2 separate regions of the Homo sapiens genome follow, and region 1 is linked to region 2. A link is a loop called in an ENCODE intact Hi-C map of the cell type or tissue named here. Cell type or tissue: B cell. All regions are shown on one strand. Each heading gives the region's core, and the rest is flanking DNA. Links, peaks and the distances in the headings are about the cores only. Region 1 has its middle 230 kb from the start of LINC02516. Region 2 has its middle 26 kb from the start of BBS12.

Region 1 (8,324 bases), core at 1,965-4,464, 1.6 Mb after region 2:
TACACACGATGTATTATCCAGCCATAAAAAGAAGGCGATCTTGTCATTCGTGACAACAAGGATGAAACTACAGGGCATTAAGTGAAATAAGTCACACACAGAAAGACAAACATTACCTAATTTCATATGTGTAATCTAAAAAAGTCAAATTTAGAAGCAGAAAGTAGAATAATAACTGTCAAGGGTTAGAGGTTGGGGAAAATGGACACATGTTTATCAAAGGGCAGAAAATTTCAGTTATGCAGGATGAATAAATTCTGGAGATCTAATGTGCAGTATTGTGATTATAGTTGATAGTGTATTGTATGCTTGAAATTTGCTAAGGTTAAGTGTTCTTACCACACACAAAAGATAACTGTGAAGTGATGGCTATTTTAATTAGCTAGATTTTTGGCAACTTTGTCAAAGATCAGTTGACTGTAAATGTGTAGATTCATTTGTAGGCTTTCTATTCTGTTCTATCCACTTGTATGTCAGTTTTTATGCCAGTACTATACTGTTTTGATTACTGTAGCTTTCTAATACATTTTCAAATCAGGAAGTGTGATGCCTCTACCCTTGTTCTTCTTGGTCAAGCTTGCTTCGACTATTCTAGATAGTTTACGGCTCCATAAGAATTTTATGATGTTTTTTCTATAACTATAAAAAATATTTTCAAAATTTTGATAAGGATTACATTAAATCTGTGGATTGCTTTGGGTATTATGGGCTTTTTAACAATATTAATTCTTCCAATCCACAAAGATGGGACATCTTTCCATTTATTTATATCTTCTTTAATTTCTTTCATCAATGTTTCATTGTTTTACGTGCATAGATCTTTTATCTCCTCAGTTAAGTTTATTCCCAAGTAGTTCATTTTCTTGATGCTATAAATGAGATTATTTTCTTAAATACAATCCTAATCTTAAATATAAAGATTATATTTTTGCCAGTCTTAAATTGTTTTTCACATCAGTCATTGTTAATATACAGAAATGTAAATGTTTTATGTTTATTTTACATTCTCCAACTTTCCTGAAATGTTTATGAGTTCTAACATTTTTTGATGGATGATTTAGGATTTCAGGATTTTCTATATGTAATGTAATGTCATCTGCAGGCAGAGACAATTCTACTTCTTTTCCAATTTGGATGTGTTTTCTTTCTTTTTTCTGATTATTGTTCTGGCAAGCAGGCTTGATGTTTTCGTTAATTGATTCTCCAGAGCTATGTCAGCAAACTATAGCCTGAGGACCAACTTCTGTGTCTGCCTATTTTTGTAAATAAAGTTTTATGAGAACATAGCCAAGCCCATTTGTTTACATATTATGTTTTCATACGATTACAGCAATGTTGATTAGTGGCCCAAAGTTAAGGTATTTACTATCTCTTCCTTTTTGAAAAAATTATGCCAATTCATACTCTACTGCATGTTGTTTGTACATTTCTTGCCACCTCATTCTGTTTAATATAATGGCAGTGACTTGATTTGTCTCATCCCTTGAGCTGAACTATGTAAAAGAAGCACAGTAGAAACACTTAAAACCTAAAAGATGTGGATTAAGGAGCTGTCAACTTCAAGACAATGTCCTGCAGCCCCCAGTACTTACCTGTTGTCTTTTTCATTACATGGAATAGGTGGATGTCGATACATCTCTATGAGCAGGTGTATTTGTATAAGTTAGTCATCTTCTGAATCTCCTATTACAGAACCAGGCCCATTATCAATCATAAGTGTATATTTTTTGACTGCTTCTTATATCTCTTGCTTTCCTTAGTTTTCTTTGTCATGAGGATATTTGATAGCCACATGCTGTGACAACAAAACAACTGGTTAACATAACAAATCCAGTTAAATGTTTGCTTTTTTATATGATGACTGCTATTGAGTTTTAATTTTTTGGCAGAAAAATTTGATTTTATTTTTACCAAATTAATCTGTCTTTTTTCTTTCCCACTGGCAAAAATAGAATCCTTACTCTAGAGTGAGTAATCTTTACTCAATCTTTACTGAATAACTTTCATTTGACCTATGTGTAATCACAGCAGAAGTGCTTTCTCCAGCTGAACTCTTTATTTAAATGACAGGGGTTACGCAGTATATATATGAAAGAGATGAATATCTTCATGCTCCTGCTGAAAGGAGAGAGTGCTTAGCCTGGACCTTCTTCCCACTGCCTATGGAGACCCCACATGGCCGCCTGTGGAATCCCCAGAACTACGTAGGGCACACTTTTAAATCTACTAGAGCTAAGATTTAAATGAAATTAGTAAATTACTCTCTATTGGGGAGTGGCATGTATTTGTATGGTTTAGTGTCTAGAATTACATGCTAAGAAACACTGGCAGGACTTTATTTTAAAAAATAATAAACTGTTTTCAGCTTTGGAAACTTCAAAAAATATTTAAGCACCATTTATCAGAAAAGTCAAACTATTGTTCATCTTCCCATCACTTACAGATATAATCAAGGCATTACATTTTGCAGTACCGAACTTGTTAAAAAGCCATATTTCTAAAAATCCAAGTAACCATTTTGCATATGAAGAGAATACAAAGTTCTGCTGAATGCTAATGTGACCCAGAAATAGCATTACCCTCTCCACATATTGGTTTGGCACATTCTTTTACCTTTAAGTAGAAACAGCAATCAAAGTGCTTGTAGCCATTTCTGAATCTTCTGTCAAAGTTAAAATTGCTTTGTCAATTTCATAAAATGGAAACATTTTATGAAATATTATTTTATTTCTCCTTGGCCTTATCATCATTCTTATATAATAAATATATTACTTGTCCTAATATAATTTATTTAATAATGTATATGTGCCTATAACCATAAGGCAATTCTTAGCAAGGTGTCTGGTTACAGCATATACTCAATAGGTGATCACATTTGTTGTCCTTGTTTGTAATAACTTTAGAGAGCATCAGAAGACTAGAATATGAAAACAAACGGAGCAATACAATATGCTCTACACAAAAGTAATCCTTTGCCATAAAGAGCACATTTTCGTAGACACAAAAATGGAGGTCTACCCTGCCATCTAGTGGATATATTGGGAAATAAAAAAATTTGTTTTTAAGGTTTCAAAGGAAGTTGCATTACATTTCACCAAAATGTTGCATTTTTCTTGAGCAAATAGCATCTGCTCTCTGTATTGCTTTCAGCATATTCTGTGAAGATTTATGCATGAATGAAATAAGATAATTTTCAGAAATCTTGGAAAAAGTGGGACTTGAGGATTACAGAACAGAAGCTAAAAAATTACAGTGCTTAATGAATGTTTTCACATATGGAACATCACAAAGCGAGAGTGAGAGAGGAAGGAGACAAATTGATGCCCGTATCGAGTTGTTTAAAAGAGGGAACAAATAAAAAAGAAACTACTTAGCAAATTTTTAAAGCTTAAAACCAGTCCCCAGGGTTCAAGGAATTATTCTCTAACACATGGAAAGCTTGGCAAAGACGGAAAATATCTTTTGGAAGAAATTTCAGTGTCTGGAAAGAGAAAGAAAAGGGAAGATGAAGAACATGTGATGAAAGAAAGCACAGCATTTATGAAGAATTCGGCAGCTCTGCAGCTGCTGAGAGCGGTGTCTGGCAGTGGCAGTTTTCCTTAACTTCACCTCAGAGCTGTTGGGTTTTGGTGGGAAAGAAAGCATGTTTAAAGAAAAACTTTCAATAAACTGGATGCAAAAAGTTTGCATTACCTTGTTAAAATGAAATACTATCAAAAGACTAATGTAATACCAAGCAAAGTGAATCTCCGGCCAGTTTGATGTCTCTCATGTTTCTGCTTGAGTATATGCATAAGATGTACGTGCCATAGGCCTTGACTTTAAAATGTTTGTGTGATATTGTATAAAAGATGTAGATGATAAACAAAAGAAATTTACAAATACTATTTGAGCTTTCAGAATGATGTGAGACATATTTCTACTAGCGTCCGTTGAAAATGTTCCAATGTGTTTTGCAAAATAATTTTTTAGGAGGAAAACATTGATTAAGACATAGGCTGAACTGTTAAAATTATTAATAAAACTCATCTGTTTGTTAAAAAATTAACAATAACATGGCATTGATTTTATTCAGGATGTCAAAATGTGTTTTTATGATTATGCATGTTTATAGCTTTGTCACACAAGTGACATGAATTCTCGGCAATTAAAAAGGACTTGAATTTCAAGGCACTTTAGGAAGATGATCTGCTCCTCTAGTAGCTCTGCATTTTATCAAGTTATGGTTCTGGAGTAAAGCACTGCAAATTTCAGACCTCCACCTGAAGAAACGGTAGAACCATTTCTTGTTTGTATTGTTTTACAATATTATTACCATGAGACCACAGTAGGGAACTTTACTTTGCCTACCTACCGAAGTGTTATATGTGGATATACAAATTTAAAGAAGCAGAGAAAGATTCTATTACAAAAGAAAAAAATAGTGCATGGAAAAGAAGACTGCCACATCACCCCTCATTACAGCATACAAAGAGTTATTGTGTGAATGTTCAAACTTAGTAACCTCTGCCAGTTGAGCCGCTGGCCTGTCTCTTGGGCAGTTTTTGATGGGCCTGCTAGAGCTATCCTATCAGAAGGAATGAAGAGATTAACAGGAAGAATAGCAGTTTGATATTTTAAAACTTTTGATAGCCAAGTCCATTGTGCTATTCATTCCCAGCATGTTTAGGACACTTTGCAGAATATCAGATAGGAAAATAGTTCCCCTACAGGAAGAGGGAGATCTAAAAGGTAAGGACCCTTAGTTTGGGAACAATATTCTTGGGCTGGCCAGAGGTGAGGGCAGATTGAATTCTGATCTAGCTCATTAGTGATTAGTGCTAGAGTCTTAGAGGGGAAAAAGGGGAGGTTGATAATAAATAGGAATAAAAAATAAAAGTGGAACTATTCACATTGATTTATGAAATGGAGATAATACTTTTTGAGAGCTAACAGACAGCCCCCCACTTTCTCCTATTTATAGCCTTTTGAAAGGAAGAAAATAAATGGTATTTCATGGAACAGACAAGCTGGAGGAATTGTGGTCTTGCAACAGTACAGTGGGTTCTTTAGATGGTTGTGATGACCTAGATACATTGGGCATGGCTAGAGACTTCCAGCCACCTGAGAACCAGGAAGGCAGGTGGCCTTGTAGAGCAAGCCTAAAGTCTGTGAGAAGAGGGACTCCAGAAACTTCTCTGTGACAACCTCCCATTGTCTTACAATAATGTGGCCCTGGGTGTTATAAACCTGCCATGTCATCTCTTGCCCTTAGAAACAGCTGACTGAACCAGAGGTGGACAACTAACCAATGTTTAGCCAATCGGACTCTCTTTTTCAGAAATTTAGAGTTAGAACCACTTCCAACTTGGACCTAATGCTACAAAAGTCTGGACCTCCAATATATAAACTGGAAAACTGTGCTTGATCCATGTTTTTCCATGTGGACAAAGGAGCAGAGAAAGAGTCTGCAGAGGGACAAAGGAAAACAAATGCAAAAGAGGAGTAGAGATGAGAAATACCTAAAGCTATATCTGAACAGTTTTAAATCATTCGTTCCAGTTCTTTTCTGTGCTCCACCCATATTTCTGCCCTTGGATTTTTATTAGATATCTCTACACTCTTATGATACATTCTTATTTGACTTAAGGAAGGCTAGACAAATATCTGTTACTTGCACAAAAGTTATTAATCCATACAGTAAGTTTGCCTCCACACTGTCTAAATCCAACCATTTCAGCCAGAGGAAGAAAATGTGAAAATCTGGGCTCACAACAGTCTCTTAGACTCCCGAAGAGAAACTGAAATCTGGATGTGACCTCAGGGGCTCTATTCTTTCGTGTGTTTCTTCAAAATGTCTAGATGCCCCTCCAGCAGAAAGGGTTCCCTAGTCTTGGTCTCTGTTTCTCTCCTGTAAGGCACTTTCTGATCCTCTACAAGCCCTCCCTGCCCACACACACGTACTTTATGTGGATCAAGTGCATAGAGGAGTTCCAGTACTAATACTTAAGGGGTTCTTCTGGGAGTCCATGGGTGGACCTCGATTCCGGAACAGTGGCTGATGAGCTGATGGCTTTGATTAGTCAGTGTGCTATTCCTTTCAAGTGATTATATGAGATTGGGCCACCAGAATGGTACAGAAATGTTGATTTTGGGTGACTTTCACATCAGGCACAGGATGAATTCAGGGCTCTAGGCTACTAGTGCTCCTCGGATGAGTCTTGCGTTTGCGGCGGATACATGGTTCTTCCATCAAATCTTGCCTGCCAGTGATCTGTCTGCTGTCATGCCAATGGTCTGTAGGATTCAAGGGTGTAGGGTTGATAGCAGGCCTACACTACCAAGTGTGCCTCTGCTGTAGGCACCCAGGACATTCACCTCTTGCTGTATCCAGGCCATGTATCTAGGAGTCCTTCCAGGATAGCCTTGCCTATTTCCTGCAAGGACTTTTCAGACTGTTGCTTCATAAAGCCTCCAGGCCCTTCTGATCAGTATCTTCTCTTCTTACCATAGATGTGTGACATTGGGCACTCTCAGATAAGTCTTATGCAATGCCAAGTGAGAAACAGACATTTCTTCTGCAAATGAGACTCCTCTTCTTGCTCCTGTCTTTGTTTAGTCTCCTAACTAGGGAAGTACTATGGTCTGAATGTCCCTCAAGTCATGTGTTGAAACTTAATTGATAATGTGATAGTATTAAGAGGCAAGTCCTTTAGGAAGTGATTAAGTTTTCATGAGGGTAGAGTCCTCACGAATGAGATTAAGACATTTATAAATGAGGCTTCACAAAGTGTTCAGCCATTTTTGTCCTTCAATTCCTGTCACCATGTGAGACACAGCATTCCTTCCGTCAGGAGGACATGACACTGCGAGAAGACACCATGTTGGAAGCAGAGAGCAGCCCTCTCCAGACACCAAGTCTGTTGGCACCATGACCTTGGACTTCCCAGCCTCTACAACTGTGAGAAAATAAATATATGTTGTTTATAAATTTCCCAGTCTTAGGTGTTTTGTTATAGCAACACAAATAAAGACAAGGTGGGATACAGGAGGCAGGGGTACAATCAACATTGAACCAGATCGCATTCTAAGAATAGTGATCACCCATAAGTGGGAGTTGAACAATGAGAACACATGGACACAGGGAGGGGAACAACACACACTGGGACCTCTCAGAGCATGGAGGGGCAAGGGGAGCGACAGCATCAGGACAAATAGCTAATGCATGCAGGGCTTAAAACCTAGATGACTGGGCCGGCTTCTGTGGCTCACACCTGTAATCCCAGCACTTTGGTAGGCTGAGGTGGGTGGATCACCGGAGGTTAGGAGTTTGTGACCAGCCTGACCAACATGGCTCTACTCTCTCTACTCTACTCAACCATCTCTATTAAAAATACAAAAATTAGCTGGGTGTGGTGGTTCGTAACTGTAATCCCAGCTACTCAGGAGGCTGAGGCACGAGAATTGCTTGAACCTGGGAGATGGAGGTTACAGTGAGCCGAGATCACACCACTGCACTCCAGCCTGGGCAACAAGGTGAAACTCCATTTCAAAAAATGAATAAAACAAACAAACTAACAAATAAAACAAACAAAAAAAACCCCACCTAGATCATGGGTTGATAGGTGCAGCAAACCACCACAGCACACATATGACTTTGTAACAAACCTGCACATTCTACAGGTCTCCTGAAACTTAAAGTAAAATAAAAATTAAATAAATAAATACACAAATAATTTTTTAAAAAGAATGTAGTGATCATAGCCAAAAATATTCAAGAGAAAATATGGATATAATTATATTATTCTAAGTTATGCTATAAACTTTATAAAATAGATTTAATGTGACCAGAAATGAATTAACATTCACTTACATTTGAGGGCATAGACAATAAAGTGGACTAACAAATTTTTAGTCAGTGGGAGCCAGTATCCATGGATAGCACTATGGATGGTGCATCATCATGATTAATGATGTAACCAATAATAACCAAATGGAATTAGGGAACTGTAGTGGCATGAGGAGCTATATTGTTTCCAATGCAGACAACTTCCAAAGAGCCATGGGATTGGAATAATGGCATGATACTTTTTCTTGCAGTAGGAAATACGAAATTAGCCAGAAATGGTGCATTGTTTAAAAGAGAAGAAGGGAGAAGGAGAAGGGAGAGGTGGAAGAGGAGGAGATAATGAAATAAATGGGCACAATGAAGAATCTTCATGAGCAGTGATTGGACAACAAACAAATATGTAAATACATTGTCTCTCTGCCCATTATTCTTAACCTTAATCAGTAAATTACTAAATTGCACATGGGTCCATGAATTTTGTTCTTAATAAATTATT
Region 2 (8,324 bases), core at 2,285-4,784:
GCAGTGCTTAGACACTGGTGTCCCCTGGCAAGTTTCCTGTGATCATAGCTTTATCTGAATAGCAGAAGATAATCATCATCAGAACTAACTCATGTTAACCAGACTCACAGAGAAGATGCTAATTTCATATTTATATTTGTAATGTAACTACCCAAAAGATCAGAATACTCATATGAACCGAGCCAAGAATGTCCTCCCATGTAAGAAAGTCTCTCTGGGAAGCTAGGAATATTGTTTGTTGAGGCTGAAATTGAAGCCAAGTGAGTCCTCTGATAGAGCTACTAGTCAGACATGCTCTTCAGGAACACCATTAACCAGTAAGGCAAGATCTTTGCTCACGACGTCTGTTGTGTATTCTTTATTCAGAAATTAAGATAATTAAATACACACTGCGTTTTTAATCAATCATATTTCAGACTTGCCCTGTGGAGGCTGCAAACTGTGAACCCTGAAAATCTGAGACAGGTCTCAGTTAATTTAGAAAGTTTATTTTGCCAAGGTTGAGGAAGCACACCTGTGACACAGCTTCAGGAGGTCCTGATGACATGCGCCCAAGGTGGTAGGGACACAGCTTTGTTTTATACATTTTAGGGAGACATGAGACATCAGTCAATATGTATAAGATGTATATTGATTGGTTCAGTTCAGAAAGGTGAGACAACTCAAGGCAAAGGCGGGACAACAACTCAAAGTGAGGAGGGAGCTTCCAGGTCATAGGTAGATAAGAGAAAAACGGTTGCATTCTTTTGAGTTTCTGATTACATATAATTTATGTATCCTATTAGTTTAGTAGGACAGATGCATTTAATTTATAAATATAAATGCATGTATTGGGGCACATGATCAAAAAACCTGAAGACTTCTCCATGAGCAAATTCTGCATGTGGCAGAATATGAACTCTGCTTTGATAAAGTAATCTAGGAGCATATATTCAATAAAAAGTGAAAAACTGATTTTAATTAGCTCTACCGTCTATGAGTAAAAAAATTTAAAAAATGTAATGCATTCTAAAGAAATACTTTCAAAGCGTCAAAATACTTTTCAAAGGATTCTTTCTTTAAAAATCTAGTTTCTTTGTTATTTCTAAATGAGTTTTCACCCGTGGCCACTTAGTCATATATTATTGTGGAGCTTTTTAAACAGTTTAGATCTTTATTTAGACTAGAAAATGTATTCACAGTTTTAGATCGACTCTTGGGATAACAAAATTCACATTTTGCAAGCAGCAGCCATGCCAAATTGCCCATGCTATTTGTGGTTTACTTCTAGGCTCCTAGATCATGTTGTACAAGCTTTTACTTTGCATGTGACTTTATCCTCGACGAATTTTATTGCATGTGCTGGCACCTCCTTTCTTCCTAAGTACTTTTACATACTGAGTCAGGTCTCTTTTTTTTTTTTTGTCTTTAACTATGGATTGCCTTTTCCTCTTCACCTATTCACACTGTCATTGGAACACATTCATCCTTTAATTCTTTCCATTATTCTTCAAGAACATTTTTAGAGGAACTTCTTATTCTGTTATTTTCCCCACACGTCAAGGTTACCATTATTAATATTTGGGGGTATGGCTTTCCAAGGCTGCTTCTATGTGTGTAGATGTAGATGTGTTTTTTACAATCCAAAGTGGGGTCATACTAAACATGCGGCCATATAATCTACTTCTGTCAATTAATATATCAAGAAATTCCCCTAATATTATTAGAGTTTAGTAAAATAGTTTCAATGGTATCATATCATTCCAGCGCAATAACCTACTATAATTTATTCAACCAATATCCTATCAGACATTTAGGTCAATTCCAGCTTGGGAGCTATTACGGACAAGGGTATCATAAATAGATTCTAATGGAATCTTTCCTATTATTTGTGATTATTTCTTCTGGATAAATTCTTAGAAATGGATAACGGGTCAATAGGTAGCTAGGCATTTTTAAGCTTTTCTGATATATATGTATTTTTTGAGAGGTGTGAATTAATATTTTATTTTTATTTTTATTATTGTAGAGACACAGTCTTTCTCTGTTGCACCAGGCTAGAGTACAGTGGCATAGTCAACTCACTGCAGACTTGAACTTTCAGCCTCAAGCAATCCTCCCACATGAATTAATATTTAAATAGTCTGTCCATTAAGGAAATGATGAAAATTCCAGTTTCTTACAGGTTTGAATTTTAAAAACCACAAATTACCTTGTTTATGAAAGAATTATTTGATAATCTTCTTTGAGTTTTCAATGTTCACTCATGGGGGAAAAAAACATTTTCCTGAGATTCATGTATAATTCATTATTCTTATTTCCAAGTTAGATGCTCCCTGAGACCCCTGGGAACAAAACTGGGCAAACAGTAGATTTGTATAAGGAGTCCCAAAACGTGAAGGAAAAAGCCTAGGCTAGAAGCCAGCACCACCATTTACAGTTAGGTGGATTGTGCCCTTTGCGATATATTTTTGCCAAATTGTTCTCCAGAAGGCTCTGCAAATGAACGTGTCTTTTCCCCAACCCTTGTCAACACTGAATATTATCATTAACATTTTTTTGGACCAATTTGAGTAAAAATGCTATCTAATTTTAATTAAACTTTTTTTTGATTATTAGTAAGGGAGACAAAACAGTGACTTTTCTTTATTTTAAAAAAAAGATTTGGGCCGGGCGTAGTGGCTCACGCCTGTAATCCCAGCACTTTGGGAGGCTGAGGCGGGCAGATCACGAAGTCAAGAGATGGAGACCATCCTGGCCAACATGGTGAAACCCCGTCTCTACTAAAAATACAAAAATTAGCTGGGCGTGGTGGCGCGTGCCTGTAGTCCCAACTAGTCAGAAGGCTGAGGCAGGAGAATCGCTTGAACCCAGGGAGCTGGAGGTTGCAGTGAGCCGAGATCGTGCCACTGCACTCCAGCCTGGTGAAACAACGAGACTCCGTCTCAAAAAAAAAAAAAAAAAAAAAAAAAAAGACTTGTAAAATGTCTATTTTCTTTCCTTTGGTGTTAGATTTAGAAAGGTCTTCCCAATTCCAAGATTTTGTTACAATCTTCTATATAGACTTTTTAGTACTTTTGTTATCTTACCTTTCACATTGAAATATTTCATCTAACTGGAATTTGTTTTAGTAGGCAGAGGTTATGAGTTAAGACTGTAAATGAACTTTTTCTAAATGGTTATACACTTGTCCCAGCATCATTACAGAGCTTTCATTGCCCATCCAGATTTTTCTTAGCAGGGAGGAAGAATGCCAGCAGAAAAAGAGAAATTAGTTCTCAGTTGCTGAGAAACATTTTCATTTCTTTCTAATTATGGATTCATACTGTTCCACACTCTTATCATTTTTTTCTGCCACCCTAGTGCCATATATTACTGAAAAAATAATATAGTAGAAACTTGTTGCACTAAAAGTGCTGAGAATTACGCCACTATCTCTTTTTATAAAAATCTTCTTGTGTTATATTGACAGCTACTCTCAAAAGTGTTTTAAAACACACTTTCACCTCACTTCTTTAAAACTTTGAAGCTCTGAAAATCTAAAGATGTCTTCTTTCTTTTGACCTGTAGGTGGCAAACTTCTACTCCTATGCCCTTTGAAAATTTTGACCTGCCGCTTTAAAATCCACAAAATAAAAGATTATTGTAGTGTGGAGTAGCATAAATCTGTAAGTAAGGGATTAAAAGTAACAGGAACTCTTTGGGCAGTTTCTTTTTTATTACTGTATGTTTGGAGCTAGTCAGCATAGGCCAGGGTCAGAGTCCTGGCTCTGCTATTAACTAAAGGTGACTTGGGAAAGTGATTCATTTTCTCTTGGCCTGTTATGTCGCATGTAAATGACAAAGTTGAACAAGGTCACTCCTCTTATACTTTTTTACTCTAAATTCTATGATTCCTATTGCTAAATTATATCCCTGACAGATTTTGAGTGATAGTGAAACCCATTTGAAAGGGAGAAATATGACAAATAATGGCTCCTTAAAAGATTATAATGGTAAGGCCAGGCTTTACAATTTTATTATGGGCACAACAGTGTGGATGTATGTAATGCTACTGAACTACACACTTAAAAGTGTTTAAGATCATAAATGTTATAATAAATTTATGTAACAACAAAATTTACGTAATTATGTGGTAAAATATACATAACATAAAATTTATGTAATTTTAAGTAAATAAAATTTATTGTCAAAAATTTATTATACCATGTTTATAACACGGGGTAGGGCACAGTGGCTGACACCTGTAATCCCAGCTCTTTGGGAGGCCAAGGCGGGAGGATCACTTGAGCCCAAGAGTTTGAGACCAGCCTGGGCAATGTTGACAGACCCCATCTCTAGAAAAAATTTAAAAATTAGCCCAGTGTGGTAATGCACGCTTGTAGTCCCAGCTACTCAGGAGACTGAGGCAAGGGGATCGCTTAAGCCCAGGAAGGTGAGGCTGCAGTGAGCTGTGTTTGTGCCACTACATTCCAGTCTGGGCAACAGAAGACTATCTCAAAAAAAAAAAAAAAATGGGGGTTTCAAAAATTGGTCAGTTATTGATTCAAGCCATTATAATGACTTATTTTATTACAAACTGGAGTAGTACAATAGAGAATGAAATAACTTTTTCAATTATATCGAAACAAATTAACTTAGATCTATTGTCACTAGAGCCATATCAGTAAATTACAATGGGTTCAAAAATAGAACATAAAATATGAATCTACCAGAAACTAGACTATACAATGTAATACTCAAAGAAACCAGAATAACATATTTATCCCTTTTGTGGATGGCGAGATAAATTAGTGGCTATTTAAAAAATAGGTTATTAAATGCAAAATACATATTTCCATATTACAAGAATAAAAACACCATCAAATGACAGGAAGAACTAAATGTGACACACCATAAAAAGGTTACTATTTTATATATATAAATATGTTTCAGCTGGGCTCTCCCTGATCCCAGGTTATACCTGACCCAAACCTTATATCCAGTAACTCCCCTCCTCAAAATTTTATTGTGCCTCATTCTCTCTCTCTCTCTCTCTCTCTCACACACACACACCCCCACCCCACACCTTTTTACTTCTCTTTGTCGTCAGTGTTTTATTGCCACTTTTTTTGCCGTCATCACCCTTTATTTCCCTAATCTTAGTGACTATAACCAATCCACCTTTTGTATCAAGCACTTCTTGGGCTTTTTACTTTATTAAAAATGTTAGTAAGTTATAGAGGTGACAACTTTCAAAATGTGGAGTGGTGACCTTTTACTGTTTCCTCATTACACCCTCCTTTTTTGCTTTTATACCTTCTTTTCTTCTCTTCTCTTTCCCTTTTCCTTAATGAAAATAATCCCTAGTCTCAGGAGGAGCTGTTCTTATACTCACCCTCCACACAAACTGCCATTTTCCTAAAAAGCACAGCCCTTCCTAATTAACAGGCCTACTGGGTGTCTAATTTTATCTATAAGTTTGGCATTTAAATTCCATTTAATAACAAATAAAGAAAAACAATTTACACAAGAAATTTTGGGAAAATGCACGACTTTGCTCTATAGGAGCAGTATAGAGCAAAACACTTTACAGCAGCATTACATCCTAGTGAAAATACACAAAAGATAGAACTCAGTGTTAGTGGGCATGTGGAAAAGCATGCATTTATATACCTTGCTGGAAAAAATAAAAATTGGTTCAATTTTAAATTGTTCTTATACAAAAATGTTTATAATTCTTATACAAAAATGTTTATGGGCGTATTATTAAAAAATGAAAGCAACCCAAATAATCCACAATGGGAGACATTTAGACAAATAAGATATATTAATATGATTAAATGAGTACTGCATAGTATTTTTAATGTCAAATATGTATTTTACTTCAACACATAAAAATGTTTATTATACCTAATGCTAAATGACGAGTTAATGGGTGCAGCACACCAGCATGGCACATGTATACATATGTAACAAAGCTGCACGTTGTGCACATGTACCCTAAAACTTAAAGTATAATAATAATAAAATAAAAAATTTTTAAAAATGTTTATAAACAGTGATCAATTAAAACAGAACCCAAGATAATATTAACTTTATTACTATTTAAAAACAACAAAGATTACAACTCATAAGAATATAAATAATTTCAATTTCTGTTCAATTTGGAAAGTTGTTTCAAGTTTTTGAAATGACAATTCCAACTACTAGTCATAATTATTCTATCTAGTATTATATCTCTATGAAAACTAGGACCAATTGTTCAGCCTATTTGACTTGATTTTAATAGTTTAAGCCATTTCCAAAAGATTTTTTTCCTTCTAGAATTACCTTAACCAAAGTTTCCTACATACTAGAATTTATTTATTTATTTAGATAGTTAGTTAGTTATTTTCAGACAAAGTCTCACTCTTGTCCACCAGGCTGGAGTGCAATGGCACGATCTCGGCTCACTGCAACCTCCGCCTCCCAGGTTCAAGCGATTCTCCTGCCTCAGCCTCCCAAGTAGCTGGGATTACAGGTGCCTGCCACCACGGCTGGCTACTTTTTGTATTTTTAGTAGAGATGGGGGTTTCACCATGTTGTCCAGGCTGGTCTCGAACTCCTGACCTTAGGTGATCCACCCGCCTTGGCCTCCCAAAGTGCTGGGATTACAGGCGTGAGCCATCGCACCCAGCCCATACTAGATTTATTTTAAGTTACATTTTTCCTGTGCACTAACTGAATATAGGACTATATTAGATATCTTTAAAAGTTTATTCGTGTATGGCATTCTCAAAAATACCTGGCCAATACTGCTTAAAACAGTCAATGCCATCAAAAACAAGGAAATTATGAGAAATGGTCACAGCCAAGAGAAGCACAAGGAGATAGAAGGACTAAAGGTAATATATATGGTGCCCTGGATAGGATTGTGGAACAGAAAAGGAACATCAAGTGATAACTAAGAAAATCAGAATAAAGTATGGACTTTAGTTAAAATTATGTATCAATACTGGTTCATTAATTGTGACAAGTATACTATACTAATGTAAGATGTTAATAAGGGAAAATAGATGTGGGGTGCTATGGTCTAAATGTGCCCCCTAAAATTCATGTATTGGAACTGTATTCTCCAATGCAATGAGGTTGGGAGGTAGGCTCTAATGGGAGGTGTTTGGGTCATGAGGGCAAAGCCCTCATGAATGGATTAATACTGCTATAAAAAGGGCTTTCAGGAGTGGGTTCTCTCTTCTCTTCTGCCATATGAGGACAAAGAGTTTGTCCCTTTTTTGGCCCTTCTGCCTTCCTTCATGTGAGGACACAGCAAGAAAGCCCTCATCAGATGCCAACACCTTGATCTTGGACTTCTCAGCCTCCATAGCTGTGAAAGAATAAATTTCTGTTCTTTATAAATTACTTAGTCTTTGGTATTCTGTTAGAGCAGCACAAAGCAGCCAAGTACCTGGGTATATTGGAATTCTCTGGACTATTTTCACAATGTTTCTGTAAGTCTAAAGCTATTCTAATAAAATTATAAATTTATTTTAAAAACACATTAGTGTGTTCAGACTAACAGTACCTAATGTATTGAAATTAATGTACTAAATAATTGAACCTAGTTTTCTGTGAGTAGTAAGCTAATAAGGCAAAAAATTACTGGGTCATATCTATAATCATGTAATGGTTCAAAAGAACACATCAGTAACAGAAGATACCCTTCAGTAAAGCGAAAGATACATTATTAAAAGCCGAGAATATAGAAAGTACTCTATACAGGAAAGAAACATCCTTACCCCAGGCATATGTAAGTTATTTCCAAAAGGAACAAATGATGGGAATACATCCCAAGAGCAGACTGCCAATTCTAGCCTCTAACAAAACCTTCTTATCTATCATTATGTCAAGTTGTTACTTTTATACTATAATATTTAATGAAATCTATTTCAGACTATTTTGAGGTTTCTTTTCCTTTTCTGAATTTTTTTTCCTTTTCCATTTATTTTGCCATTTTTCCTGGCAGTTTTATTTTTAAAATTTCCCAATATGTTTATCTAGTGAAGTGAAGAAGAGTCTTTGTACACTGTCTACTATGAATGAAAGCAAATTGGGAAGTTCCCGGCCTGTTGACAATGTTGAGCCCTGGTTTGATGTCTAAAAAAAGTAGACTTGTTTCCTGTGTTAACCTCAGTGCAGGAGGTGGAAAAGGCCACTTCCCGATAGGTTTCCACTTTGGGCTAAACATCAAATTAAAAGAAGTGAAACAGATGTAATACATTTGTCCCTCACCACTTAATTAAATCATGTATTAAAATAGTTTCTTGTTAATGGATTCAAAATGTTTTAAACTAACATTAGTGTTTTCTTGTTTGAAAGCAATAGAA

The links. A loop is a pair of places that touch in the nucleus more often than their neighbours do. Peaks named below come from ENCODE experiments on the same cell type or tissue, not always from the same donor. Only the 100,000 strongest peaks of a DNase experiment are listed, where the experiment ranks them.
Region 1: it touches region 2 in a loop (35-fold over the local background); 6 of 110 quality-filtered maps call a loop at or near these places.

Annotation. Positions count from the first base shown.
Region 1 is chr4:124,319,409-124,327,732 of GRCh38, forward strand. No RefSeq gene overlaps it. Among named protein-coding and RNA genes, the nearest start is that of LINC02516, 230 kb to the right of the region's middle. In B cell, for the core only: CTCF peaks have their summits at 3,002 (motif pointing left) and 3,203; a DNase peak (open chromatin) is centred at 3,003.
Region 2 is chr4:122,754,590-122,762,913 of GRCh38, forward strand. No RefSeq gene overlaps it. Among named protein-coding and RNA genes, the nearest start is that of BBS12, 26 kb to the left of the region's middle. In B cell, for the core only: CTCF peaks have their summits at 3,574 (motif pointing right) and 3,774; a DNase peak (open chromatin) is centred at 3,572.